4 separate regions of the Homo sapiens genome follow, and regions 1, 2 and 3 are each linked to region 4. A link is a contact called in ENCODE Hi-C or POLR2A ChIA-PET data. All regions are on one chromosome and are shown on one strand. The core of a region is the stretch at or near the end of the contact, and the rest is flanking DNA. Distances in the headings are between cores, read along the strand shown.

Evidence for each region. Hi-C counts contacts between places; a loop is a spot of excess contacts on that map. ChIA-PET counts read pairs that join two places held with the same protein, here RNA polymerase II (POLR2A). Pooled maps may share reads with other maps.
Region 1: a pooled map shows a loop between it and region 4 (12-fold over the local background). The contact joins the promoter of ZBTB32 here to the promoter of HNRNPL in region 4. A Hi-C loop is called at or near these places in 3 of 37 single-sample maps with no recorded cell type and 6 of 50 pooled maps.
Region 2: a map of naive thymus-derived CD4-positive, alpha-beta T cell shows a loop between it and region 4 (25-fold over the local background). The contact joins the promoter of CIC here to the promoter of HNRNPL in region 4. A Hi-C loop is called at or near these places in 1 of 168 maps with a recorded cell type or tissue (naive thymus-derived CD4-positive, alpha-beta T cell), 1 of 37 single-sample maps with no recorded cell type and 9 of 50 pooled maps.
Region 3: a map of ovary shows a loop between it and region 4 (9-fold over the local background). The contact joins the promoter of SMG9 here to the promoter of HNRNPL in region 4. A Hi-C loop is called at or near these places in 1 of 168 maps with a recorded cell type or tissue (ovary), 1 of 37 single-sample maps with no recorded cell type and 6 of 50 pooled maps. POLR2A ChIA-PET finds 5 or more read pairs at or near these places in 1 of 52 experiments (T-cell).

Annotation. Positions count from the first base shown.
Region 1 is chr19:35,700,943-35,707,406 of GRCh38, reverse strand. It overlaps ZBTB32 (zinc finger and BTB domain containing 32), which reads right to left and starts at 2,849. Exons shown (of 7, transcript NM_014383.3): 1 at 2,784-2,849. RefSeq lists an enhancer at 5,070-5,309.
Region 2 is chr19:42,266,163-42,273,043 of GRCh38, reverse strand. It overlaps CIC (capicua transcriptional repressor), which reads right to left and starts at 3,792. Exons shown (of 21, transcript NM_001386298.1): 1 at 3,663-3,792; 2 at 1-1,270. The coding sequence starts at 1,260. RefSeq lists enhancers at 2,084-2,133, 4,293-4,802.
Region 3 is chr19:43,752,897-43,759,973 of GRCh38, reverse strand. SMG9 (SMG9 nonsense mediated mRNA decay factor) reads left to right here and starts at 5,012. Exons shown (of 14, transcript NM_019108.4): 1 at 5,012-5,320. RefSeq lists a silencer at 5,232-5,591 and an enhancer at 5,822-6,081.
Region 4 is chr19:38,845,269-38,852,003 of GRCh38, reverse strand. HNRNPL (heterogeneous nuclear ribonucleoprotein L) reads left to right here and starts at 2,018. Exons shown (of 13, transcript NM_001533.3): 1 at 2,018-2,304; 2 at 4,570-4,688; 3 at 5,914-6,151; 4 at 6,269-6,354. The coding sequence starts at 2,038. RefSeq lists silencers at 1-160, 1,881-2,140, 2,151-2,690 and enhancers at 1,241-1,310, 1,641-1,730, 1,881-2,818, 2,891-2,980, 2,819-3,757.

The DNA.
Region 1 (6,464 bases), core at 1,600-4,099, 3.1 Mb after region 4:
AGAGCTAAGACTCCATCTCGAAAAAAAAAAAAAAAAAGAAAATGGTAGACACTTATACCACTTGGCATATGAATGCATGACAAGAGATTGACAGATTACTCTGAGCCTCATGGCTGGAGAGGTTAACTATCGTCTAGCTTATTCTTTACCCTCCCCTCCTCATAATATACATGCATACCATTAATTGTTCTTTTTTTTTTTTTTTTTTTTTAGAGACACAGTCTTGCTCTGTCACCCAGCCTGGAGTGCAGTGGCACAATCATGGCTCACTGCAGTCTTGACATCCTGGGCTCAAGTCATCCCCCTATCTCAGCCTCCTGAGTAGCTGGGATTACAGGCATGTGCCATCATGCTTGGTGGCTGTCTGCCGAGCTGGGATTAACTGCACACTTCATGTGCCAGCACCCCGGGCCCCCACCACACCATAGAGGGAATGGCCAATTGAGCTGCCCCAATATTAACTGGTTTCGGGGTTAGACTTCCTTGAAGTCCACTCATAAGCCACTCCTTGCACCCTCACCCCTGGTTAAAGAACTCTGGGTGTACTGAAGGCACTCCGAAAGCATAAATACCACTGAACAGCTGAATGAAACTAGGTATCAACACCCTGCCCCATGAGTATAAAAAAGATCATCAGTAAAGACAACCTGGGTGATTTCCTTTATGTTATTTACTTATTTATTTTTGAGACAGAGTTTTGCCCTTGTTGCCCAGGCTGGAGTGCAGTGGCGCGATCTCGGCTCACTGCAACCTCTGCCTCCTGGGTTCAAGTGATTCTCCTACCTCAGGCTCCTAAGTAGCTGGGATTACAGGCATCTACCATGCCCGGCTAATTTTTTGCATTTTTAGTAGAGATGGGGTTTCACCACGTTGGCCAGGCTGGTCTTGAACTCCTGACCTCAGGTGATCCACCTGCCTCGGCCTCCCAAAGTGCTAGGATTACAGGTGTGAGCCACCACGCCCTGCCAAAAACCTGGGTGATTTCCTAAAGAGGAGAATATCTCACACACCTCTTCCTGTGCTCCACTACGATGTTCATCCTCCCCATGCACCTGCCCCGCACCTACAGCCTGATATCTTCATCTTCTAGGAATTATCAGAACAGGCATGGGAAAGAGTGGGACAGGGAGAATGAAAAGCTCCAGACATGACCCAATTCCAGTTTTTTTTTTTTTTTTGAGATGGAGTTTCGCTCTTGTTGCCCAGGCTGGAGTGCAATGGCACGATCTCGGCTCACCGCAACCTCCGCCTCCCAGGTACAAGCGATTCTCCTGCCTCAGCCTCCCTAGTAGCTGGGATTACAGGCATGTGCCACCACGCCCAGCTAATTTTGTATTTTTAGTAGAGATGGGGTTTCTCCATGTTGGTCATGCTGGTCTCAAACTTCTGACCTCAGGTAATCCGCCCGCCTTGGCCTCTCAAAGTGCTGGGATTATAGATGTGAGCCCCCACGCCTGGCCCTGCTTTTTTTTTTTTTTAATTAATTTTTTTTTTTTGAGACAGAGCATTGCTCTGTTGCCCAGGCTGGAGTGCAGTGGTGCGATCTCTGCTCACTGCAACCTCCGCCTCGTGGGTTCAAGGGATTCTCCTGCCTCAGACTCCTGAGTAGCTGGGATTACAGGCACCTGCCACCACACCTGGCTAATTTTTGTATTTTTAGTAGAGACAGGGTTTCACCATGTTGGTCAGGCTGGTCTCGAGCTCCTGACCTGGTGATCCACCCACCTCAGCCTCCCAAAGTGCTGGGATTACAGGTGTGAGCCACCACGCCTGGCCACCCAATCCCAGTTCTGTACAGAGCCACCACAAGGCAATAATACTTCATCCAGCGCAAACAGCTCGGCTGGGATTCAGAATCCTTCTCCCTAGAATCTCCAGAGGATTACTGGCCTAACCTCTTGGCCACATCATCCAACCTGGACTCCATACTGGGAAATCTGCCAAGAACATCTCAACCTGGAGTCCAGAACATTCACTCCCAGCCCAGGCTGGCTCCAAAGACCCCAGGAAACCTTCATGTGCACACTAGTTTCATCTCTTGGCCAGTGACTTCCTACATAACTTTTTTTTTCTTTTCATTTTTTTTCTTGAGACAGGGTCTCATTCTGTCGCCCAGGCTGGAGTGCAATGGCGTGATCTCAGCTCACTGCAACGTTCATCTCCTGAGTTCAATGAGTTCAAGCGATTCTCCTGCCTCAGCTTTCTGAGTAGCTGGGATTACGGACGTGTGCCACCACGCCCAGGTAATTTTTTTTAGAAACCCCGTAGAGACAGGGTTTCTCCATGTTGGCCAGGCTGGTCTCAAACTCCTGACCTCAAATGATCCACCTGCCTCAGCCTCCCAAAGTGCTGGGATTACAGGCGTGAGCCACCGCGCCCAGCCCCTGCATAACCTTTGGAGATCCACAGGCCTCTCCTTTCAGTCACCGGATCCAGGCTCAGTCCAGAGACCCTTGATAAGCTCTCATTGTCCGGAGGCCATACCTCATGCAGAGTTAAGGACCTCCAACTTCCCCACAACACCCTTCCTACTCAGGCTGGCCTCGGGGGCCGTGGACCAACTCAGAGAGCAAGCTGGCTTAGCCTCTGCCAAACCTAGGCCTAAAGGTGGCCAGGAGGCTGCATTTCCAGCCTCTCAAAGGCAGAGGAAAGCCCCAAGGGCTAAAGCCCTCAACCCGCACTTCCCAATCATCAACGAGGTCCAGTCAAGCCCCCATACCCCAGATTTGCCTGGGCCGGGCCCAAGCCCAAGAAAGTAAAGTAAGAAAAACTATGGCACTCACCGGCCCAGACCCTGTTCCTCCTTCCCTTTCAGCCTCACATACACCCAGGACGGCTTAAGGCCGAGTGACCGTTAAAAGTGGGGAATGGAGCGAGGCCAGGGACGCAACGCTCCCGCACGTGGTCACCCCTGGATCCTGAGGCGGACGCTGATTGGCTGCAGCGCGGGCCGCATTCTCCCGCTCAGGCCAGCTGAGCACGCTGGGCAGCCTGGGAGGCACCTAGGACAGCGCCACTCCCGCGCGTCTGCCTCGGACCCGCAGCTGATTGGCTGTGAAGGGGCAGAGCCTTGAGTCTCATTGGTCCATAGGCTTCAGGCCTCTTAGGCTGAGATTTCATTGATTTCCAGCCGGGCCCCAGCGTTGATCTGCTGTGGAGTCTGCCTTTTCCCACTCTCTCCACGAAGAGACTGGACCCTGATTCTCCTTCACCTGAACAGCCCTGGAGGCTCCCTCAGCAAGTGCTCAGGAGTACTACTGTCCTTTTTTTTTTTTTTTTTTTTGAGACAGAGTCTCGCTCTGTCGCCCAGGCTGGAGTGCAGTGGCGCGATCTCTGCTCACTGCAAGCTCCGACTCCCGGGCTCACACCATTCTCCTGCCTTAGCCTCCCAAGTAGCTGGGACTACAGGCGCCCGCCATCACGCCCGGCTAATTTTTTGTACATTTAGTAGAGATGGGGTTTCACCATGTTAGCCAGGATGGTCTCGATCTCCTGACCTCGTGATCCACTCGCCTCGGCCTCCCAAAGTGCTGGGATTACAGGCGTGAGCCACCACGCCCGGCTTTTTAAAAAATTATTATTTCATTTTTATTTTATGAACGGGGTCTCCCTCTGTTGCCGGTGCTGGGGTGCAATGGTGCAATCATAGCTCACTGCAGCCTCGAACTCCTGGGCTCAAGCAATCCTTCCACCTGGGCCTCCCAAAATTCTGGAACTACAGCCGTGAGACACCGTGCCTGACCTGCCTTTCTTGCTTCTATTTTGCCACCCTAAGTAGCTCCCATTTGCAAACCCTGTCACCTTTCTCTCAACCCTTTACCATCTGTGAGGTGTGTAGGGGGTGTGTAGGCTGCCGCCACACCTGATTGGCTGGGAGGCCCGTAAGAGCAAGCCAAGGCCAGGCACGGTGGCTCATGCCCGTAATCCCAGGGCTTTGAGAGGTCCAGGTGGTAGTAGGATCGCTTGAGCCCAGGAGGTCGAGGCTGCAGTGAGCTATGATCACACCACTGCACTGCAGCCTGGGCGACACAGTGAGGCCCTGTCTCTAATAAATAAATAAAAATAAAATAAAAGAGCCAGCCAGGCAGGGCACGGTGGCTCACGCCTGAAAACCCAGCACTTTGGGAGGCCGAGGAGGGCGGATCACCTGGGGTCAGGAGTTCGAGATCAGCATGACCAACATGGTGAAACCCCGTCTCTACTAAAAATACAAAAATTAGCTGAGCGTGGTGGCGGGCGCCTGTAATTCCAGCTACTCGGCAGGCTGAGGCAGGGGAATCGCTTGAACCCCGGGAGGCGGAGATTGCAGGGAGCCTATATCGCGCCACTGCACTCCAGCCTGGGAGACAGAGCGAGACGGCGTCTCAAAAAAAAAAAGAGCCAGCCAGGCTTCGGTGCCTGTGAACAGCTCCCTTTTCTCTCTTGTCCCACTCCACCACGATTGCTGGCACAGCTCACTCTGCCTCGCCTGGAAGCCTGGAAGTGTACAGGGACAGGAAAGACACAAGAGGGGGGCAGTGCCTTGCCCCGTGATTGGCAGCGTGACACTTGCACTTCCAATTCCCACTGCCACCTCGACTGTATGCTCAGCCAGGAGTAACTGCGCGCGGACGTGTCAGCACTCCCACCTCCAACCATACCGCAGAGGGAACGGCCGATTGCGCTGCCCCAACATTAACTGGCCCGGGGGTTAGACTCCCTCCAGCAGGGTTTCCCCCTGGGCAGGGCTTCGGGGCTAACAAGCTGCGAGCTCGCCCCTCGCCAGTCTCCCGAGGTGCTTGTCTGCGGGGCTTCTGGCCCGGCCCCCGCGGCGGTTGCACCGCTGATTGGCTGGCTCCGCTCCTTTCTAAGTGGCTTAGCCTGGGATTCGTTCTCAAGCATAGCCAATGAGACGCCAGGGCGCCTCAAGCAGGCGGGCATGACTCCACCGCTGTCGCTTCTGATTGGCCCTAAGGCTCGTCTTCGCTTTAGATTGACCAGAGAGCAGCGGGGCGGGAGCTTAGTTGAGCAGTTTCAGGCTGCGATGCGAGTTCGGTACCTTCCCGCTGCGCGGAGTGTTGTTGTGCGCGTCCTTCGCAGCCGCTCGCTGAGGAGCTGGAGTGGGGAGGAATGGGGGTGGTCAGGAGACAGGAGAGCACCTCGCGGAAGAGCCTGGGACAACAACCGGAGCTGTAGGTCCTGACCGAGACAGCCTGAGGCGTCCCTGGCCCCGATAGGGAGCGAAACCGCTAAAATGGGGGAAGGGGCCGGACGTGGTGGCTCACGCCTGTAATCCCAGCACTTTGGGAGGCTAAGGCGGGCAGATCACCTGAGGTCAGGAGTTCGAGACCAGCCTGACCAATATGGTGAAACCCCGTCTCTACTAAAAATACAAAAATTAGCCGGGCGTGGTGGGGGATGCCTGTAACCCCAGCTACTCGGGAGGCCCAGGCAGGTGAATTGCTTGAACCCGAGAGGCGGAAGTTACAGTGAGCGGAGATGGCGCCACTACGCTCCAGCCTGGGCGACAGAGCAAGACTCCATCTCAAAAAATAAAAATAAAAAATAAAGTAAAAAAGGGAGAAGGACTGGCACTGTGGTGGGAGTAATAGCACCTCGTGTTTACCGAGCCCTTTCCATGTGCCACGCTTGTGCATCAACTCGTTGAAACCTAAATAACCCCGTGAGGGAGGCGATTACTATGCCAGGTTAACCTCTGAGGGTCAAAGAGGTGAAGTCGTTTATTTAGGGTCCCGCAGCAGTTACGGGCATTGCTGGAACTCGAACCCTGCTGTGGTGAGAGCCCAACCTTCAAGCTACACTATGATTAAGTAGGATTGATTTTGTAGATGGGGATGGGGTCTGATCACATTGGCCCTGGTTTTGGGAAAATGGACTGACATGTACAAAAAGGTATTTTATTTATTTATTTATTTATTTATTTATTTTTGAGACAGAGTCTTGCTCTGTCGCCCAGGCTGGAGTGCAGTTGTGCGATCTCAGCTCTCTGCAATCTCCACCTCCCGGGGTTCAAGCCATCCTCCTGTCTCAGCCTCCCGAGTAGCTGGGATTACAGCCACCTGCCACCATGCCCGGCTAATTTTTGTATTTTTAGTAGAGACGGGGTTTCACCATGTTGGCCAGGCTGGTCTCGAACTCCTGACTTCAAGTGATCCTCCTGCCTCGGCCTCACATAGTGCTGGGATTACAGGCGTGAGCTACTGCACCTGGCCTAGAGAAAGGTATTTAAAAAATCAGTCTCATAATATCTTTGCTTTTTTTTTTTTTTTTGAGATAGGGTCTTGCTCTCTTGCCCAGGCTAGAGCACAGTGGCAGGATCATGGCTCACTGCAGCCTTGACCTCCTGGGGTCAAAGGATCCTCCCACATTAGCCTCCCAAGTCGCTGGGACTACAGGTGCACAACACCATGCATCACTAATTAATTAATTTATTATTTATTATTATTATTTTGTAGAGATGGTCT
Region 2 (6,881 bases), core at 2,543-5,042, 3.4 Mb before region 4:
CTGGGGTGGGGGCAGTGGGAGCAGGGCTGGGGTACCCAGGGCTGGAGGGTGCTTCTCCTCGCCCTCCTCACAGTGAGTACCCAGGTTGCCACCAAAGCTGATCTTAGAGACCTCAGCATCCTCGGGCTGTTTGGGGTCCAGGGCAGCAGGGCAGGGTGGCAGGGTGGCCCCAGGCTCTGCCTGCTCTTCCTCAGGGCCTGTAGGGGGCTTCCTCAGCATGGTCTCAGGTTCCCAGGGGGGGCGCAGCAGGCGTAGGCTGGAGCGGGCCACCCACACAGCCTCCTCTGGCTCACGGTGCAGTGGCTGTGGGGGCTGCGGGAGGCTGCCTGGTAGGCCTGGCTGGGAGCTGGGGCCAGGGCTGAGACGGACCTTGTAGGCAGCTGGCTTGGTGGCCACCTCCACCACCACACCTTCCCGGTAGGCAGCCACGCCGGGCTCCACACAGGTACAGACAGCTGTGCCCACCACCAGGGCACCTGGTGGGGGTGTGGCATCCAAAACTACATCCACACCAGCGCCTGGCACCCCCTCATAGAAAGTCAGGGCTCGGTCACCAGGGAACTGCACGCCCAGGTCCTGGCTTCGGCGCACCTGGCGCACCACAGCCGGCAGGAAAAGGCCATCACCACGCCGAGCCAGCACCCGCTGGGACCGCAGCTGCCGCAGGTCATAGCTGCCACTGGTGCTGCCAGGGGGCCAAGGGCCTGGACCACAAGCCTCAGCCGGCTCATCCTCCAGGTCCGCCGAGTGCTCGCTGGCTGTGTCAGTGGAGGAGGAACGAGTGGAGGTGGGTGGCCGTGGAGGCACCCCCAGGCCACTGGCCTCCTCAGGGGTCCGCACCCGCTCTTCAGGGGCCCCAGCCACCCCACTGCTGCCAGCTCCGTGCTCCTCCACATACTTCTTCTTGGGCGCTCGAGACTTGAACGTGGCTGTCTTGCGGCTGAGTGAGGGCTCCCAGCGGCCTGCCTCCCCATCCCCTTTGGGGTCCTCTGCTGGGCCTGGAGCCGGGTCGCCAGGGTGCAGCTCCAGTGGAGGACCTTCAGCCCCAGGGCCCCGCTCAGCCTCCTCCTCCTCCCCTTCCTCAGCCTCTTCGGGCCCGGACTGTGGTTGCGGCTGCTGTGCCTCGTCATCCTCCTCCTCTGGCTTGTCACCCTCCCCAGCCCCTCGCCGCCTCAGAGCCTTGGCCCTGGTGGCTGGGGGGGACTTGCTGCCACTGCCAGGACCTGAAAGGCCAGTGCATGCCTTCTTCATTGGCTTCATTTTTGTCCACCTGCAGGGTGGGAGAGCGGAGGATTACGCGGAGCAACTCAGGAACCTCTCCAGAGCCAGTGTACCCTAAGATTTCCCACTTGCTGAGTCTACTGTCTCCATCCCACCATCCCCAAGGCCTCCTCTCTGGCTGCTGTCAACTCATGTGATACCTCAGTCAGCACCAGGCACAGGTGAGCACCTGAGTCCCCTGAGTATACACACTCTGGCTCCTTGGGGAACAGACACCTGCTGGCTCTGCAAAGGACACAGAGCACATGCTCTGAATGCCCCAAGGGGACATCAAAAGCACTAACAGTTCACACCTATGGAGCACTCCCTGTGTCCTGAACTCCATGCTAAGCTTGCCTTTATTAACCTGTTTCATCCTCACAACAGCCCTAAAAGCAGGTGCTACTATCGGCCTCATTTCACACCTGAGGAAACTGAGCCACAAAAAGATGAGACAACTTGTCCAAGATCATCCAGGTGGGAAACAGCAGTGCTAGGGTCTGAACCCAGGCTCTCTGGCTCCAGAGTCCGTGCTCCTGACCATTTCAGTGTGCTGCCTGTCACATGATCCAGAGGGCACATTTACTCGCACTGTCACCATGCAGAGAGTACATGCACTCAGACACACACACACATGCACAAGTACCAAGTCACAAAAAGGGTGGTGACTGGGCTGTGATATGAGCCTTTCTCCACCCCCCCACCCTCCCTCTGCCCCTCTGGGCAGCCTGGCATGGCCAGGCACTGTGGGAAGAAGTGGGCAGCTGAGAGTCCCGAGGGACGGCTGCCCACTCTGCTCTGCACCCTAGGGCTGCCAGGTACAGCCATCTCCCCAGATCCTGGCAGGGAGCAGGCAGGGGCATGTCTGGGGCAAGAGCTCATACCCAGCACTGCCACGGGGCCGTGCATGAGCACACGCACGCGCACAAACACACACACACGCACAGAAGCACGCACACGTCATCACACAGTGGGACACAGAGCTACACCCCAGGGTTTCTCTGTCCCACTGGATGGGAGCCTGCTCCTCCCCCCACAGCACCCAGCGTGATACCCGCAAGCCCAGCCCCCCTCTTCTTGCCTGCATGCATCCCCGCCCTGGCTGGGCTGGCTCTGGCAGGGTGGCTGAGTCGGCTAGCCCCCCGCAGGCCCCCAAATATGCCCTCCAACTCCAAGTGGGGATAGGTGGGATAAGGTCAAAGAAAGCAGGACAAGCCCAACAGGCCAACCTCACCCACTTCCTGAACAGTCATTACTGCCCGCCCCCTTTCGAGCTGCCCTGAGAAAAGAAAAGGGGAAAAAACTTTACTCTGAAGTGACTAAGAGAACCTGAGAGGCCAAAACAGAGGCCTCTAGGAGGGTTGGGGGACCCAGAACCATAAGCCAAACACAATGAGAGGCAACCCCGACTCAGTCTTCCAGCTACTGGGGGACCCTTGACCTCATGCTCTCTCACTAGGGGCCTGCTCCTCCTGTGGACCCTGGAGTCCCAGGCCTGCCCTTTCTTGGGCCAATCCTGGGGTCCTCACAGGCAGAGCCTGGAGGGCGTCCCGGGGCTGGCACCCAAATGCCCAGAAGTTGGGCAGCCATCACCACCTAATACCCGCTGACCCACTAGACTACCATGTTGGGGACTGAGATCTGGCTCCAGTTTTTTCCAAGCACAAACCTTTGCATACCCCACCCAGGGCCTACAACTATGCCGCCTGGACCCCTAGACCTTGCTGCCTGGCCCAGCCTCTCTTCGCCCCAGAGCTGCTTTCTTTCCCCTAGGGCCTACTCTCTTCCTGTCCACCCTGTCTGAATAACTCCCACCCAAGCCCCGGGGGCCCTCACCTTCCTCAGATCTGAGTAGTAACTCCCGGAGCCCAGGCCAGCCCAGGCCCTGGCTCTTTGGGGTCTCATACCCTCTGTTCCCATTAGCCCTCCTGGCACCAGCTTCTCTGACACTCTCTCTCTCATCCTGTCACTACCTCTATCTCTACCTCTCGGTTAAAATGCCCTAGGCCCCCTCCTGTCACCCCCTCCTTGTCACCCCCATTTATCTCTGTCACCTATTCCTCCCAGTCACTGTCCTGTCAGCCATCTCCGGACCTGTCACCTTCTCTCCCCATCACCTCTCCTTGTCACACTCTCCAACTCTGTCCCCTCCCTCTCCCTGTCACCCTGATCTAGTCCTGTCACCCCTCCATTCCTGTTACCCTTCTTTGCCCACCACCCCCTCCCCCAGTTACCCTTTTTCTGTCAAACCCCCACCACTTCCTCCACTCCCTCCTCCCTTCCCACCATTCCGCCCACCCCTTTCCCCCTGTACCCCCTCCCCGTCCCTGCCACCTGTCCCCTCTCGGCCCCCAGCCCCCCGGACCCCCCTTTCCTGTGTCAGCCCTGGCCCCGCCCCTCACCTTGGGCTCGGCGGGGTTTCGGGGCGGGGGGCCGTGGCCCCGGCTCGGTCCGGTCCGGTCCCTCCCCGCCCCCCCTCCGGCTCTCCCTCTCGATTCTCCCTTTTTTTTTTACTCCAACACACAAAATGGTGAATGGACCTGCAACAGCTGGAGCAGCCAGCCAATCAGCGATCACAACCCCACTGACCGGCGCCAGCCTAGACCAATAGATATCCGCAGACTGGTCGGCTCCGCCTCTCGACGACGAGCGACGCTCGCGGCGACCAATTGGGCCCATCGGGCAGCGCTAGGGGGCGGGGCCAAAGTCCAAGACCGGCCTCCCTCCGGGACCGACACCAACCTGAGCCTACGACTGCCTGATCTGCCTAGGGCCCTACCCTACAACAAGTGAAGGACACCAGTCGTGTCCAATTGCAGGCCGTCTTAGTTCCAAATGACAAATACAGTACCCAGTCGCCATGCAGCCTAGGCCGGAACCCAGCCTCTGTGAGGGACAGTAGCCAATGAAATGAAAGGAGGAGGGGCTAAGGGACGGGTTGTCCAATGAACGGAGGTAGAAGGCGTGGCCCGAACGTTTGTTGACCGGCTAGTCGCAGTTCCTGCTGGGAACCGTAGTCTTCTCACGTCTTCGGCCCATAGCCGACAGTACAAGGCAGACTACAACTCCCATGTGACAGAGTGCTTGGAGCACCAAAGAAACCCGGCGAGGAGAAAAAGTCGAAAAGGGCAGTTCGTCGTGAGTCTCACTGGACGCCAGGAGTATCTTAGACCCAGGGCCCCGACTCACCCGTATTCCTGGCTCTGGCGTCGCCGGTGGCTCCTCTCAGTGGCAGCGGTAGCGGCACGAGGGGGAGGTGCAAGGAGCAGCCAACCGCCACCCGCGAGCCCCGCAGCCAATCAGCAGCGGCCGGGGCGGTGCAATGACCTCACCGGTTCTACTCTCTTACCCCTCCCCCACGTGGTTGTTGCTGCCGGTAGACGGAGTAGGGAAGTTTGGATTGGGGGAGGGGAGGAGAACCAGTGATGTCACCTTTCCCCTTGTTGATTGGCTGCCGGGTGGCCGGGACTACGACCAATTGACGGTCTCGAAAAGTCTGGCGCGGCCCCGCGGAAAGCCCTGTTGCCACCGGGAGGGGAGAGAACGCGCGCTTGTGGGGTGTCGCGCGCTGCAGTATAGGCAACGCGCGCGGCCTGGGGCCCGGGGGACAGGTCACCTCCTCCAAGAGTTTGACATTTAGGACAGCGCAGTTTGACAGCCCACTAGGCATTGGGGCAGGGGGCCGAGATGACGAAATGCAGCGCTTCTTGGGGCTTCGCACTGCATTACGTGGAGAGCTACACTTTGTGGGTGTACGCCCCTGACAGAGGCAGATTTTTAAAGATCCCAGGGGTAGGAGGGTATCACACTGGAGTGGAGGAGGACAGGGAGATGCCCTGTTTGTAGTAGATGCCTGCTGCCCAGATACGGGTTTACAACCAGATGGTGAACCTGTCTGCAATGCATCTATGCCCTCCACTTTGTATTCGCCCTGGTCCGAGGCTAATGGGAAGCAATATGGGTACGCTGGCCGCAGGGAGGCTTTCTTTTGCCTGTGACAGGTTCAGATTCCACACTGGAATTCACACCACTTGTGAGGAAACTGCATCCAGTCTATTGCAAGTCATACTGTCCATGAAACACTCAAACTACGTGTGAAAGAATGTGCTAGGGCATAGAGCTAGTTCATAGCATAGAAGAAATATTAGTTGTCCAATGGGGTTCATGGAATATGAAGGATATTCACATCTATGAGAAAGTCCCACTGTTCACAAATTATTTGTGTTGAGATTGGGGGAAATTCACTGTCCACGAGGAGTTCACACTCGGAAGGAATCTTATAACCTACACTGTTGTTATTATTATTATTATTTTTTTCCCCGAAACAGAGTCTTGCTCTGTCGCCCAGACTGGAGTGCAATGTCGCAACCTCGGCTCACTGCAACCTCCGCCTCCTGGGTTCAAGTGTTTCTCCTGTCTAAGCCTCCTGAGTAGCTGGGATTACAGGCACACACCACCACACCCGGCTAATTTTTGTATTTTTAGTACACACGGGGTTTCACCATGTTGGTCAGGATGGTCTTGAACTCCTGACCTCATGATCCACCCACTTCGGCCTCCCAAAGTACTGGGATTACAGGCGTGAGCCACTGCGCCCGGCCCTGTTACATTATTTATATAATCTTAAACTATCATACTACTAGTACTACTGCAATATAATTGTATTTATTTATTTATTTATTTATTTGAGATGGAGTCTCGCTCTGTTGCCCAGGCCGGAATGCAGTGGCATGATCTCGGCTCACTGCACACTCCGCCTCCCGGGTTCACGCCTCAGGCTCCCGAGTAGCTGGGACTACAGGCGCCCGCCACTGCGCCCGGCTAATTTTTTGTATTTTTAGTAGAGACGAGGTTTCACTGTGTTAGCCAGGATGGTCTCGATCCCCTGACCTCGTGATCTGCACGCCTCGGCCTCCCAGAGTGCTGGGATTACAGGTGTGAGCCACTGCACCCGGCCTATTTATTTATTTTTAATTAAATTTGTTTTTTTTTGAGACGGAGTCTTGCTCTGTCACCCAGGCTGGAGTGCAGTGGCGCGATCTCGGCTCACTGCAACCTGTGCCTCCTGGGTTCAAGCGATTCTCCTGCCTTAGCTTCCTAAGTAGCTGGGATTACAGGCGCATGCCACCATGCCTGGTTAATTTTTGTATTTTTAGTAGACACGGGGATTCACCATTTTGGTCAGGCTGGTCTCGAACTCCTGACCTCATGACCTGCCCACCTCGGCCTCTCAAAGTGCTGGGATTACAGGCATGAGCCACTGCTCCCGGCCTAATTTTATTTATTTTTATTTTATTATTATTTTTTTCAGACAGGGTCTCACTCTGTCGCCCAGGCTGGAGTGCAGTAGCAGCATCATAGCTCACTGCAACCTTGAGTGCCTGGGCTCAAGCAATCTTCCTGCCTCAGCCTCCTGAGTAGCTGGGACCACAGGCATGCACCACCATGCCCTGCTAATTTTTTTTTTTTTTTTGTAGAGATGGAGTCTCACTATGTTGTCCAGGCTGGTCTCCAATTTCTAGCCTCAAGCCATCCTTCCATCTTGGCCTCTCAAAGTGCTGGGATCATAAGCATAAGCCGCTGCATCTAGCCGTTAATGTAATCCTAAAAGACAATTCATC
Region 3 (7,077 bases), core at 3,763-6,262, 4.9 Mb before region 4:
ATATGCATTATTTCACATACTTATTTTTTTGTGGTGTGAGAAAACTTAAAATCTATTATTTTAGTAAGTTTCAAGCATATAACACATTGTTATGAATGAGAGTCACCCTGTTGTACAACAGATCTCTAGGATGACTTTCAAGTCACCCCTGATTCATGCTTCCTCTCACACCCCATGTTTAATTTCTTGGCGCTACCTTCAAAAAAGATCCCAGTTCCTGACCCTTCTCAACTCATCTATTAGCACCACCCTCTTCCAGAACCACTATCCTTTCTTGCCCAGGCAAGGACACCAGCTTTCTCATCTCCTGCTTCCGCCCCTGCAGGCCATTCTCCTCACAGCAACCAGCACTGTTTTCACTGAACATTTTTGCGCATAGCTAATAATTACGTGGTTTAAAAAAACAACAACGCTTTTTAAGTTCCCATAGCCCTGACCCACATCTGTCTATAACCCTCATCCCTATAGGCAATCACTGTTAATTTTTGTTGTTCACTGGAGAAGTCTTTGTAAACATTAATTGGAACAAGCCGGTGCTTGTTTGTAGCCCTGCAATGGCTTTGTTACATTTGGAAGTAAATTCCAAATGCTTACCATGGCCTGTAAGACTTTATGTAAACTGGCCCTGTCTACAGCTCCGTCTCTAAATAATCCTGCCCTTCTTTCCCTCCCTTGCTCTGTTTCAGCCACTCTGGCCACCTTGACCATCCTTGGACAGCCAGGCCCACTCCCACTTTGGGGTCTTTTACTGGCCGTTCTTCAGCATCTTTAGATGGCTCATTTCCTGACCTTCCTTAACTGCATTCAGGCCTCTGATCAAATGTCATCCCCTCAAAGCGGCCTTCCCTGGCCACCTGTCACTCTCTGTGACCTCTATCACTGTCAATTCCTGTAACCTGACTTTTTTTTTTTTTTTTGAGACAGAGTCTCGCTCTGTTGCCCAGGCTGGAGTGCAGTGGTGCGATCTTGGCTCACTGCAAGCTCCGCCTCCCAGGTTCATGTCATTCTCCTGCCTCAGCCTCCGGAGTAGCTGGGACTACAGGCGCCCGCCACCACGCTTGGCTAATTTTTTGTATTTTTAGTAGAGACGGGGTTTCACCATGTTAGCCAGGATGGTCTCGATCTCCTGACCTTATGATCTGCCCGCCTCGGCCTCCCAAAGTGCTGGGATTACAGGCGTGAGCCACTGCGCCCGGCACCTGACTTTATTTTTAATTGAAAAATAAAAATTGTATATATTTATGGTGTACAACATGTTTTGTATATTTATACATTGTACAATGGCTAAATCAAGCTAATTAACATATGCATTATTTCACATATTTATCATTTTTGTGGTGAGGACACTGAAAATTTATCCTCTTAGCAATTTTCAAGTATACATTGTTACTAACTATAGTTACCATGTTGTGGACTGGATCTCTTGAATTTATTCCTCCTGTCTAAATGAAATTTTGTATCCTTTGCAATGTCTTCCCAATCCTCACCCCCGATTTTCTTTTCTTCCAAGCATCCTTTATCTGATGTCATCTGCCCCACTAGAATATCTGCTCCCAAAGGGCAGGTGCTTTTCCTATTCATTACAGGATCTCCAGCCTACAGCTGTGCCTGGCAGATGACTAGAGTTCCATAATTCATTCAACATATAAATGAAAGAAATGAACAAAAAGTGAAAAAGAGATGAACAGGGCCAGGCGCAGTGGCTCACACCTGTAGTCCCAGCACTTTGGGAAGCTGAGGTGGAAGGATTGATTGAGGCCAGCCTCGGCAACATGGTGAAACTCTGTCTCTACAAGAAATACAAAAATTAGCCGGGTGTGGTGGCACATGCCTGTAGTCTCAGCTACTCGGGAGGCTGAGACAGGAGAATTGCTTGAACCTGGGAAGCTGAGGCTGCAGTGAGCTATGATCATGCCACTGTACTCCAGCCTGGGTGACAGAGGGAGACCCTGTCTCAAAAACAAAAAATAAAGACATGAACAGATCATTTGGCAATGGCTCTCAAAATTCCCAATGTGCATACCCTTTGACCCAGCAATTCTACTTGCACTTCAAATGAGATAGTCTACTGACAATACTAACATATACATGCAGCCACGTGTACCAGGATATTAACTGTAGCATAATCTCAGCACTTTGGGAGGCTGAGGCAGGAGGACTGCTTGAGCCAGGAGTTTGAGACAGCCTGGGCAACATAGTGAAACCCCGTCTCTACAAAAAATAGAAAATTAGCTGGGTGTGGTAGCACATGCCTGTGGTCCCAGCTACTCCTCAGGCTGAGGTGGGAGGATTGCTTAAGCCCAGGAGGTTGAGGCTGCAGTGAGCCACAACTGTATTACATGACTCCAGCCTGGGCGAGACAGCAAGAACATGTCTGAAAAAGAAAAAATTAGAAAACAGAAACATACACACAAACCCCTGCAGTAAATGTTTGTAAGAGCAGAAGTTCAGCAACAGTCTAAATGCTCATCAACAGAGAAAGTGTTAAAGTATGATATATCTCCAGAACAGCATACCATGCCACTAATACAAAAGGCAGCTCACTGGGTGCCTGACTGTACTGCTGACTCATCACCAGGCTGGCTCCCCGGTGCCAGGGAAAAAGTGTAGGCTTGCTCTGGAGTGAGACAGGCTTGGGTTTGAATCCAGGCCCGGGTTTGAATCCAGGCCCTGCTGCTTCCTGCCTATGGGGACTTCGGTAAGGCCCTTCTCTCTTCCAGGCTCATTTGTCTACATCTGTTTTTTTTTTTTTTTTTTTTTTTTTTTGAGACAGAGCCTTACTCTGTCACCCAGGCTGGAGTGCAGTGGTGCGATATCAGCTCACTGCAACCTCCACCTCCTGGGTTCAAGTGATTCTCGTGCCTCGGCCTCCCGAGCAGCTGGCATTACAGGCGCATGCCACCACACCCGGCTAATTTTTGTACTTTTAGTAGAGATGGGGTTTCGCTATGTTGGCCAGGCTGGTCTTGAACTCCTGACCTCAGGTGATCTGCCTGCCTCGGCCTCCCAAAGTGCTGAGATTACAAGCGTGAGTCACTGCGCGGACCAACATCTGTTAAACAAATTAGGGGAGAAGATTATAGTGATGTATATAAAGCAGAGAGCACACAGCCTGGTACACAGTGGGTCCAAGGTCAATGCCAGGCCTCCTCTTTCCCTCTTTTAAGAAAATTCTACCTCTGAGGGTTGCCCTGACGTGAAACTGGCAATCGTGAGTGATCTGGGGTTGAGAAATTCAGATATGGCCTGAGCTGAAGAAGTAAAATTGGACACTGATAGACATAATACAGAGATGGCCTGTCATGTGTATCTTTATCAAACACCCAGAATCTTTCCCCAGAATCCATCAACAGTGGACTCAAGTCATTCTGGGTGACTGGTGTTTCTACCTGTGGCAGCCTGGAGAGGTGGCTCCACCTGGTACTGGTACTGGGACAATGACAGTAGGGATGAGGCCTGGAGGGGAGAGGGCTGCTCAGAATCTACAACTATCAGCATGGTAGACCACAAAATAATACACAGAGACAACACACAGTACCATTAGGCAACAGGCACTGTTCTATGCACTCTCACCCATTTAATGCTGGCGGCAATGTTGTAAGTAAGGTTATACCACACCCAATTCACAAACAGGGACGTAGAAGTAGAGAGTATTAAGTCACTTGGTCAAGCTCAGCCGCTATTTATATGAACTCAACACATGCTCTTAACTCCAATGCTTTATTATAACAGCAGCTCCAGAAGGAAACCGGGAACCAGTGCTTTAGGAAAGGAAAATGGGAACCAGAGGTGGAAACTTACTTTTATTGTATACAGCCAGAGAGGTTTGAATTGTGTATGTACATGTAATACCTGTTCAAATATAATTTTAAAAAACTTTTTTTTAGACCAGCCACGGTGGCTCACGCCTGTCATCCTAGCACTTTAGGAGGCCGAGGCGGGCGGATCACTTGAGGTCAGGAGTTCGAGACCAGCCTGGCCAACATGGCAAAACCCAGTCTCTACTAAAAATACAAAAAATTAGCCAGGCGTGGTGGACGCCTGTAATCCCAGCTATTTGGGAGGCTGAGGCAGGAGAATCGCTTGAATTTCAGGAGGTGGAGACGGCAGTGATCCGAGATCTCGCCACTGCACGCCAGCCTGGGTGACAGGGCGAGACTCCGTCTCTAAATAAATAAATAAAATAAAAATAAATAAAATTTCAAATAAAAAGCTAGAACCTTCCCATCCACCCACTCTGCCCACTGGGGAACTGCCGACCCTTCCGAATGCGCATGCGCTCTCCAGGCCGCGCCCGTCGCCCAATGTTCCTCTTTGGCGCGCGCAAGACTCCGCCCACGTGTGTTTAAATTTTCGACCCTGGAGCGGATTCCCTTCTCCAACGCGGCCTTCGAGGGTTTTAAACATAGTTCTGTCTCAGACTATTCTGCATCTCCCAGGCCTTAAGGATAAAACTGACACTGGAGACCCTTCAGGGTCTGACCTGCCCATTCTGCTGCCTCACCTCCCACCCAGGTGGACCCTGAATCCAAGCCAGTCTAGACCTCTTCCCCCGGGGTCTTCGCCGCCTTTGCTTAGCTGTTCCCTGGAGTACCCTCGCCTGCCTGTCCTTCAAGGTCCAACCGGACCCGCGCCCTTTCCTAAGTGATTTGAGGCCCTGGCAGTCTCTCCACAGGCCGGGGTGTCTTCCAGGGCGCACGCCAAGTCTGATTCATTCATGTGTTCTTGGCACTCAGCCCAGAACAGTGAAATTCCTCCCTGTCGTCCCACCCCACTGCATCCCGCCAACATCACCGAAGAGGCACAACTCGAACCCCAGATCCGGGCCGCTCTCCCTCCTGCCGGCTCCTCGGCGTATCCATTTCCCTACTCATCTCCCCACCCTCAACCCCCCAACCGCGCGCACGCGCATTGAGTCAGAGCCGCGGCGTCCTCCCGCCTCCCGCTCCGGAACCCGCATGCGTGCTGAAGCCGACCGCCTCCATCCACGCACGCTCAGCCCGGCGAGCGCATTCAGTTCTCGAGCTCCAGCCCTCAGCGCATGCGCAGGACGAGTCGCCTGAGGGAACTGATCTCAGCTCGGGCCCGCGTTACATCCTCCTCCTCTTCTTCCTTCGGCCCAGCTTTCCTTAGGGGCTGCAACCCGGACGCCGAGGCCGGTTTCGGAGTGGGGAGTGCCCATTTTCTCTCCTTCCCACGTTCCTGGCCCCCAGACGCCATTTGCAGGCGGGTGGCTTGGGTCAGCCTCCCCGCCCCCACCCGACTCCCGTCACGGGAGAGCGCACACCGCGCCCCGAGAACCAATCAGCAGCCGCGTTAGGTAAGGGGGCCGCGAGCCCGCGCGAGGCTAGCGCACCGGCGGCGGGCGGGGCGCTCCGGCAGGCCCCGCCCCCGCCTTGGCCATTGAAAGGTCGCTGGGACGTCCGGCGGGGGTGCGGCACTGAGTAGGGGGCCGGCGACCGTCAATTCGATACTGGGTTGGCAGGAATGGGGGCGGGGGACGGAAATAACGTGTAAATGAGAAACTTATGCTCTGCGAGATCCAAGTACAGCCTGCAAACTGCCCGTCAAGTACTGGGGAGGCCGCCCCAATAACGTGTAACGAGAAACTTGAGTTGGGTTCCCCGAGGGAAGCTTTGTAAAGCAATGCCTAAATCCGGGGGAGGCTCCCTTCTAGAACCCCGTAGAGAGAAGTTTAAATCCTAGGGAGTCCTTAGGAAAATGTGCAAATCGACTACAGTTCTGGGCTGGGGAGTGCCCCACGAAGTGGGCTTACATACTCAGGAATCGGGAGAGTCTCCCCAAATATTTGCAAATAGTGAGGTTCTGGGAGATCCCCGAAGGGAGTGTGTGAAGCGATGCCTAAATACTGAGGAGACACTCCCCAAAAATATGTAAATTCGATTTGTTAATTTTCGGGAAGTCACCCTAGAAGTCCATCAGCAGACACTTAAATAGACCAGCTTTCCTAAGTTTGGGGGTAATCCCCAAAGGAGCCCGGAAACAGCATTGGAAGTCCCCAGCTTGCATGTGGGTGGGGTTTTTTTTTTTTTTCTTTGAGACAAGAGTCTCGCTCTGTCGCCCAGGCTGGAGTGCAGTGGCACGATCTCGGCTCACTGTATCCTCCACACCTGGTTTAGGTGGGCTTTTAAGTTCCAAGGAACTCCCCACATTCAGATACTGTGGAAGCTCCCAGAATAAAGGGCACAGGGAGGCCAGGTGCGGTGGCTTACCCGGGGAATCCGATCACTTTGGGAGACCGAGGCTGGCGAATCACTTGAGGCCAGGAGTTCGATACCAGCCTGGCCAACATGGCGAAACCCCGTCTCTACTGAAAATGCAAAACTTAGCCCGGCCTGGTGGTATGCACCTGTAATCCCACCTACTTGGGAGGCTGAGGCAGGAGAATTGCCTGAACCCGGGAGGCAGAGGCCGCAGCCAGCTGAGATCGTGCCACTGCACTCCAGCCTGGGCAACAGAGCAAGACCGTCTCAAAAAAAAAAAAAAAAAAAAAAGAAAAGCATTCACACAGGGGCGCTTACTTTGCACAGGAAAGGGCATCCTCATAGGCCAGTAAACAGAAACCTCAGGGCTGGGCAGTATCCCAATTGAGGCATGAAGACAAGTACTTAAGCACTGGGTAGATTTCAGAATAATGTGTAAAGACACTTAATTGCAAGTGAGGGAGGAGTCTCAGATTCTGGGGAGAATCTCCATCCCAGACTAAGCAGTCATTTCGGTATGGAATGAGTCATTTTCCCTAAGCAGCTGTAAACAGGCCCTTGTCCTCCTCTGTCTAGGAAAGCAGTCTTCAGCCTGGCTTGTGGCTCTGGGAGAGGTCATGTAGCACAGTAGGAGAGGAGCTAGACAAGCCACTTGTCTGGCTAGCAAAATTATGACTGCATCTTGTAAACAGACCCTTCCATTCTGGAGAGTCTCGGAGGGACCTGTTTATGTCATTATGAGGTGGGGCAGGGGAGGATTCATGGAGGGATTTAACAGATACTTCCAAGCTAAGCAAGGGTCAGCAAACTGTTTTTTTGAGACAGGGTTCTGCTTTTTTTTTTTTTTAGACAG
Region 4 (6,735 bases), core at 769-3,268:
TTGGGACGGAGCGACCCCGCCCTTCGTCGCGACCGGCCCGGCCTCCTCCCGTCACGCGGGCCACGTGCTTCAGACGCGGCCCCGCCCCCGTCTCTGTTCCGTTGGCGTGGTCGGATCTTCCTGGTGTCCGGGGGAGCTGACCGAGGTCCCCAGCAAGGCCCCCTCCCCTAACTTTATTTCCCCTCACCGGCAGAGCCACCAGGCCTGTCCCCTCTTGTATTGCCATAAACCCCATTTTTTCTGATAGGGTCTCGCTCCGTCGCCCACGCTGGAGTGCAGGGGCGCGATCACGGCTCACTGCAACCTCGAAATCCGGGGCTCAAGCGAGCCTTCCGCCTTGGCCTCCCCAAGTGCTGGGATTACAGGTGTGAGCCACCACACACGGCCTCCATTTCAAACTTAGTTTCCACCCGGACCTCAACTCGAAATCCCCCATCAGCCGGGCAGAAAGGTCCTGGAGCACTTTTGGGGCGTCCGCCGCGTTTCTCACGACGCTAGCTTCGCTTTTATTTCTTTTCCCCCCTTTGGCGATATCGTCACTTGCCAATAGCTTCGCTAAGGTGTTCCCCCCCACACCCTGCGCGGGCAGCCCCATAATGTTAAATGCCGTAGGACGGGATCCCGGGTTAATCCCCGTTTGACCCCGCTGCCTGCGCGTGATAACTGGGGCGCGCTCCTCTCCACCCCCCAGGCTCCGCCAGTTGGGCTTCGCCGGAGTCTGGAGATACCCTCCGACATTCTCTTGGTGCAGTGCGGGTGGTCTTACCCCGCCCTTGAGGAAGAAAGGCCCGACGCAGGCACAGATCACAAGAACGCCTCCCCTGTGCAGGGGGCTTGCACTGTGCCAGGTGCTGTACTGGGCGCTTGGTAGGTGGCCACCCTCTCCAGGGTCGGGGCCAGGACCTCCTGTGGTGCTCAGAGGGGTCGAGCTGTCAGGTGAAAACCACTGGCCCGAGTTATGGCTTTGAAGGGAATCCTGGGGGTCTGGGATGGCAGGGACCTGTTAATTTAGATCGCACGGACAAGATGACTTGGCCCTTAGCTCCTGCAGGAGGGGTAGTGGACTATTGCAGGTGGAAGGGACTGCATGGGCACACATGGAGAGTGCGCGGAAGAGCCTTCTCCCAAGGGAAACTGAAAGGGGTTGCGGCTGAATTTAGAACTGGACAGGGTCCGAAGACAGTCGGCAGCAGCGAGTGGTTTTCTACTGAGGAAAAGGCTCAGATTTGGGATTTTAACAATTCCTCCTAGAGGTAGAAATGAACACGGTATAGTGATGGCGACAGAGATACCCTGGGAGTTCCTGTCAATCTTGGTCTAGCCTTCCGGCGCACACACAGCGGTCGCTCCATAAGGGGGCCCCGCCTCTGGGCGGTGCCTGAAAGCGTATTTGCGCATGCGTTCTCGCCTTCGCTCGTTTCGTATACTGCACCAAAGAGCGCCTACCCTGGGGCGGGGCTCCCCATTTCATCCAATCAGAGCGTATCAACAGTCCTACCATCTGGTGAGAGGGTGCGCTCCACTCTCCATTGACCAATCAGTGGAGACGCAGAAGAATGGGCATCTGTAACCACCACTGGAGAGAGACCAAAAAAGGGCGGGGCTTCCTTGTCTCCTTGCGAAGTGGCGCGGGAAGGTCGTCATTGTGACTGGTGCTGACGGATTAGCGAGGAGACCAATGAAAGTGGGAGGGAGGCGGAGATTCTTGGGAGGTTTAGAGCGCCGTTCCTATCAGGTGCTTTTAGGGAGGCCAGCAGCGCCAGAAATCCGACCTATCAAATTGGATTTTATTTTAAGGCGGCGGGGTCGACGGAAAGACTGGCAGAAAGCGACCACCTATAAGGAGTGTCTCAGACAAACAAGGGCGGGCCCTCCTGCAGAACGGCGTGGGCAATGTCCAATAAGCGCGCAAGGCGTGTGGCGGCCTACCCTCCCCCCGCGGCGGGACCAGTGGCTCCCCCTATCGGGTGGGGGCGGCGGGTGACGGGCGTGTCCCTCCCCCAATGAGAGGCGGGGGGAGGCGGGTTCTGCGCCGCCATGTCGCGGAGGCTGCTGCCCCGGGCGGAGAAGCGGCGTCGGCGGCTGGAGCAGAGGCAGCAGCCGGACGAGCAGCGGAGGCGGTCGGGAGCGATGGTGAAGATGGCGGCGGCGGGCGGCGGAGGCGGCGGTGGCCGCTACTACGGCGGCGGCAGTGAGGGCGGCCGGGCCCCTAAGCGGCTCAAGACTGACAACGCCGGCGACCAGCACGGAGGCGGCGGCGGTGGCGGTGGAGGAGCCGGGGCGGCGGGCGGCGGCGGCGGTGGGGTGAGGCCAGGGCCCTAGGCGCTGGGAAGGCCGGGAACTGGGGGACAATTTCCCAGCTTGAGGGCATTTTATTTTTTGAGGGGGGCCTCTGCGCACGCGCCCAGGCCATCGCGTCGTTGACGGTGTGGGGGAGGGGCGGCCGTTGGGCAAACGGCGGGGTTTGCGCGAGGACAGGCGCCTGCGCGTGCGCGGGGTCCGGAGCGGGGTGTGGGGGAGCGCAGAGGAAGTAGCTCGTGAGGCGAATGGCCCAGTGCGCAGGCGCCGCGGGCTGGCGTGTGGGGGCCGGGCACGCGGCCCGGCCGGTTTTTTTCCCCTTTATCATTTTCTTCGCTGGCTCCATGCGCAGGCGCAGTGTTCCCGCCCGGCCTCGTGGGCGGTTAGGGGAGCGCCTGGTGAGCGGGAACGGGTGGGCGGCGGCCTTGTTCTCTAGAGTGGGGAATTCCGTCTGATGGCAGCTTAATCTCTAAGGCCCAGCCTTGTGTCTATACAGAAATGGATGTGTTTGAGCCTAGATGCTCTCATTTTTGTAGGCATTGAAAATGGGAAGAGGACTTGTGAAATGCACTTTTAGCCTTTTAGGAGTTGAGCGAAGCCTTGAAACCATCACAAGTTTGCTTACAGTTTCCGGGGATTCACTGGGTACCGAGGATTTGATAAACCAAACTATTTCCTGGCCATGTTGGAAGCATTTCGACCCCCTGTAATCAGTCCCTCCGAAAACACCAGTCGTTGCTTTTGGAGTGGGGCCCAGTCCCCACTCTTTCCAAAATCTTGAAGTCTTACAGGGCCGCCTATTTGCAGGGTTTTCCAGGGTTTAGGGGTTACGAGTTGCTAGCGTTTTAATCTTGGCCTTGTCCCACACATTTTAAAGACATCTTAATTGAAAATCCTTAACGCTTCCTGAGGTTGGGGGAGATACTGGGATTCCCGATTTACAAAGGAGGAAATGGGCCAGGAGAGAGATGAGATGAGGTGAATTACTGTAGGTGGCACAGCTAGTGAGGGGCAGGGCTGGAGTTAGAACTCCCATTTGTGGGAGCTGCTAACCTGGCGGGAGTGCCTCACCCTGTGGTTCGCGTGGATCGCTCCTGAAATAGAATCCAATTCTACCCACCTTCCACGCACTTCTGCCCAGTGATTCTCAGACAGGGGGCCGGCCCCAGAGCCCAGGAGAGGCGGAAGAGAGTTAATCTTTCTCCTGATGACCAGAGGCTTTTGTCGGTGGGTGTAAGATACTTCTCTTAGGAAGGAGCAGTCGGTTCTTAATGGTATGGGTTGGAGTCTCTGGTCTTTCTAAAAGACTTTCCATCCGGGAGTGGGGGCTCATGCCTATAATCCCAGCACTTTGGGAGGCTGAGGCAGGCAGATTACCTGAGGTCAGGAGTTCGAGAACAGCCTGGTCAACATGGCAAAACTCCGTCTCTACTAAAAATACAAAAAAATTAGCCAGGTGTGGTGGCGAGGGCCTGTAATTCCAGCTACTCGGGAGGCTGAGGCAGGAGAATCGCTTGAACCTGGGAGGCGGAGGTTGCAGTGGACTAAGATCACGCCATAGCACTCCAGCCTGGGTGACAGAGTGAGACTCCATCTCAAAAAATAAATAAAAGACTTTTCTTGTCTGGTTTTTCTTAGTCTGACCTAGGCAGTAATTTCCAAAGCAGATTTTGGTGGGAGGGCGATTCAAGACTAGAAGGGGTCAAGACTGGCCTGGCTGCCCCAGTTTCTGGGGCATGTGTTGTTTTTTGCCCTGACTGAACCTGGGTGTGAGTGGTGGGGAACAGGTGTGCTTAGCTAGATGATGGTGGCTCAGCCAGTTAAAGGGCAAGGAATTTGGGGCACATGCAAAGGGGATGTCCTCATTCAAACTGTAGCAGATAGCTGTTAGAGCCCTTGCTGCCAGTGTATCTCCTTTTCCAGCTACTCTTTTCCCATGTTTCCTTGGTCGAGTGGACCAGTGGGAAGAGAGGGGGGTCCCTGGAAGAACGTAAGATTTGGGACTTGTGTGGCCCTCCCTCCGTTATACCTTCCTCAGAAGCTACAGCAAGAGCCAGTGGGCAAGTGATCACCCACTCAGGACCACTGTTCTGCTGACCCAGAATCCTTCTGGGCTGATTGGCTTCAATTGCTGCCCCTAGTCTTTCCTGTGCATCCTTCACGGATGACCTCCAACTGTTTTATCTGACTGGGTCTACAACAGTACAGAGGCCAGTGGGGCGTCATCTTGTACAGCAAGAAAATAATTCTTGTTTTTGCTTCCTTTCTCAGGAGAACTACGATGACCCGCACAAAACCCCTGCCTCCCCAGTTGTCCACATCAGGGGCCTGATTGACGGTGTGGTGGAAGCAGACCTTGTGGAGGCCTTGCAGGAGTTTGGACCCATCAGGTACTGGGCTCAGAGGCCAGGTGTTGGGCTTCCAAAGTTGACTCCTGGGTGTCCTTGTGTGTCCACGATTTCTGGTTGGAAATAGTGATTTTGTTGCCATCCTGGTCTAGATTCTGTGGCCGCTCTGCTTTTGGGTTGGCCATTGTACTTTGTGTCAGATTACAGCAAGTTCCATGACCCTTTTTCCTTCCTTCGTTTTTCCTCTGCCTTGTAGTTTCTAGTCAGTGTTCTCTTTTTCAGACAGAGCAAGGTCTCGCTTTGTGGCCCAGGCTGGAGTGTAGTGGTGCAGTCTCACCCAGGCTCAGGCAGTCCTTCTGCCTCGGCCTGCTGAGTAGCTGGGACTATAGGCATGCGCCACCATGCCCGGCTAATTTTTACATATATATATTTTTTGTTTGTTTGTTTGTTTTGAGACAGTCTCTTGCTCTGTCGCCCAGGCTGGAGTGCAGTGACAATCTCAGCTCACTGCAAGCTTTGTCTCGTGGGTTCACGCCATTCTCCTGCCTCAGCCTCCCGAGTAGCTGGGACCACAGGCGCTGGCCACCCCACCCGGCTAATTTTTTGTATTTTTAGTAGAGATGGGGTTTCGCTGTGTTAGCCAGGATGGTCTCAATCTCCTGACCTCGTGATCTGCCCGCCTCGGCCTCCCAAAGTGCTAGGATTACAGGCGTGAGCCACTGCGCCCGGCCTAATTTTTATATTGTTCTGTAGAGGTGAGGTTTTGCCATGTTGGCCAGGCTGGTCTCAAACTCCTAGGCCCAAGCAGTCTGCCCACCTAGCCCTCCCAAGTTTTAGGGTTACAGGCATGAGCTACTACTGCTCCTGGCCAGTGTTCTTTCATTCAGCAAGTAGTTACTGAATATTTGGTGCATGCTATATACTGCAAATACAGTAGTGAGCTGTATCTGGATGCTTCTCTTAGAAAGTTGCCCTCCTAGAGTGATTTGCACTGTCATAGTGTAAGCTCAAGAAGCCGTCTGTGGGTGGCATCTGACAGTCTGGTGAGGAGAGGTCAGGAAGGCTTCCCAGAGGGACATGATGGCTCAGCTAGACCTCTTTGGCTTTTGGTACTACTTGTGGCACAGGGTGTTCAGGTCGGGGAACCATGATAGGGTTGCAGAGGAGTTCAGAGGCCATGGAGGAGTCAGTTCTCAAAAAATCAAATGATACCCTCCTCCTGTCTACATTTTCCTGAGAGGATTGAAACCTGTGTTCTCTCTGCCAGCTATGTGGTGGTAATGCCTAAAAAGAGACAAGCACTGGTGGAGTTTGAAGATGTGTTGGGGGCTTGCAACGCAGTGAACTACGCAGCCGACAACCAAATATACATTGCTGGTCACCCAGCTTTTGTCAACTACTCTACCAGCCAGAAGATCTCCCGCCCTGGGGACTCGGATGACTCCCGGAGCGTGAACAGTGTGCTTCTCTTTACCATCCTGAACCCCATTTATTCGATCACCACGGTACGTGCCAGCAGGCATTTCTTGTGAGGTCTCCCTTCCTTTTCTCCCCTTATTCCCTCCCCCAAGCCAGACTGATCTGCCAGTGCCCCTTCATCTTGCCTGTGTTTGCTTTTGCAGGATGTTCTTTACACTATCTGTAATCCTTGTGGCCCTGTCCAGAGAATTGTCATTTTCAGGAAGAATGGAGTTCAGGCGATGGTGGAATATCCTTTGCTGGAAAACAGGTGTTCCTTAGGGTAGGGACTCTTGCAGGGCTTGACAGTGGCCATTCTTTGAGCCAGCATGTGTCTGCTGACCACGGGAGTGGCTGCCATGTGCCAGATGCCTTCACAGAGCCCAGTGACTGAGTAGGGAGGCAGTTAAAGGACCAGGCATATCGTGTGGACGTGCAGATCTTAGGGGAGAGAGCAGTGTGTTGGGAGATACAAAGGAATTTATTTTTCTTTTTGTTTTCTTTCTGTTATTTACTTATTTATTTATTGAGATGGAGTTTAGCCCTTGTTGCCTGGGCTGGAGTGCAGTGGTGCGATCTCAGCTCACTGCAACCTCTGCCTCCTGGGTTCAAGCAATTCTCCTGCCTCAGC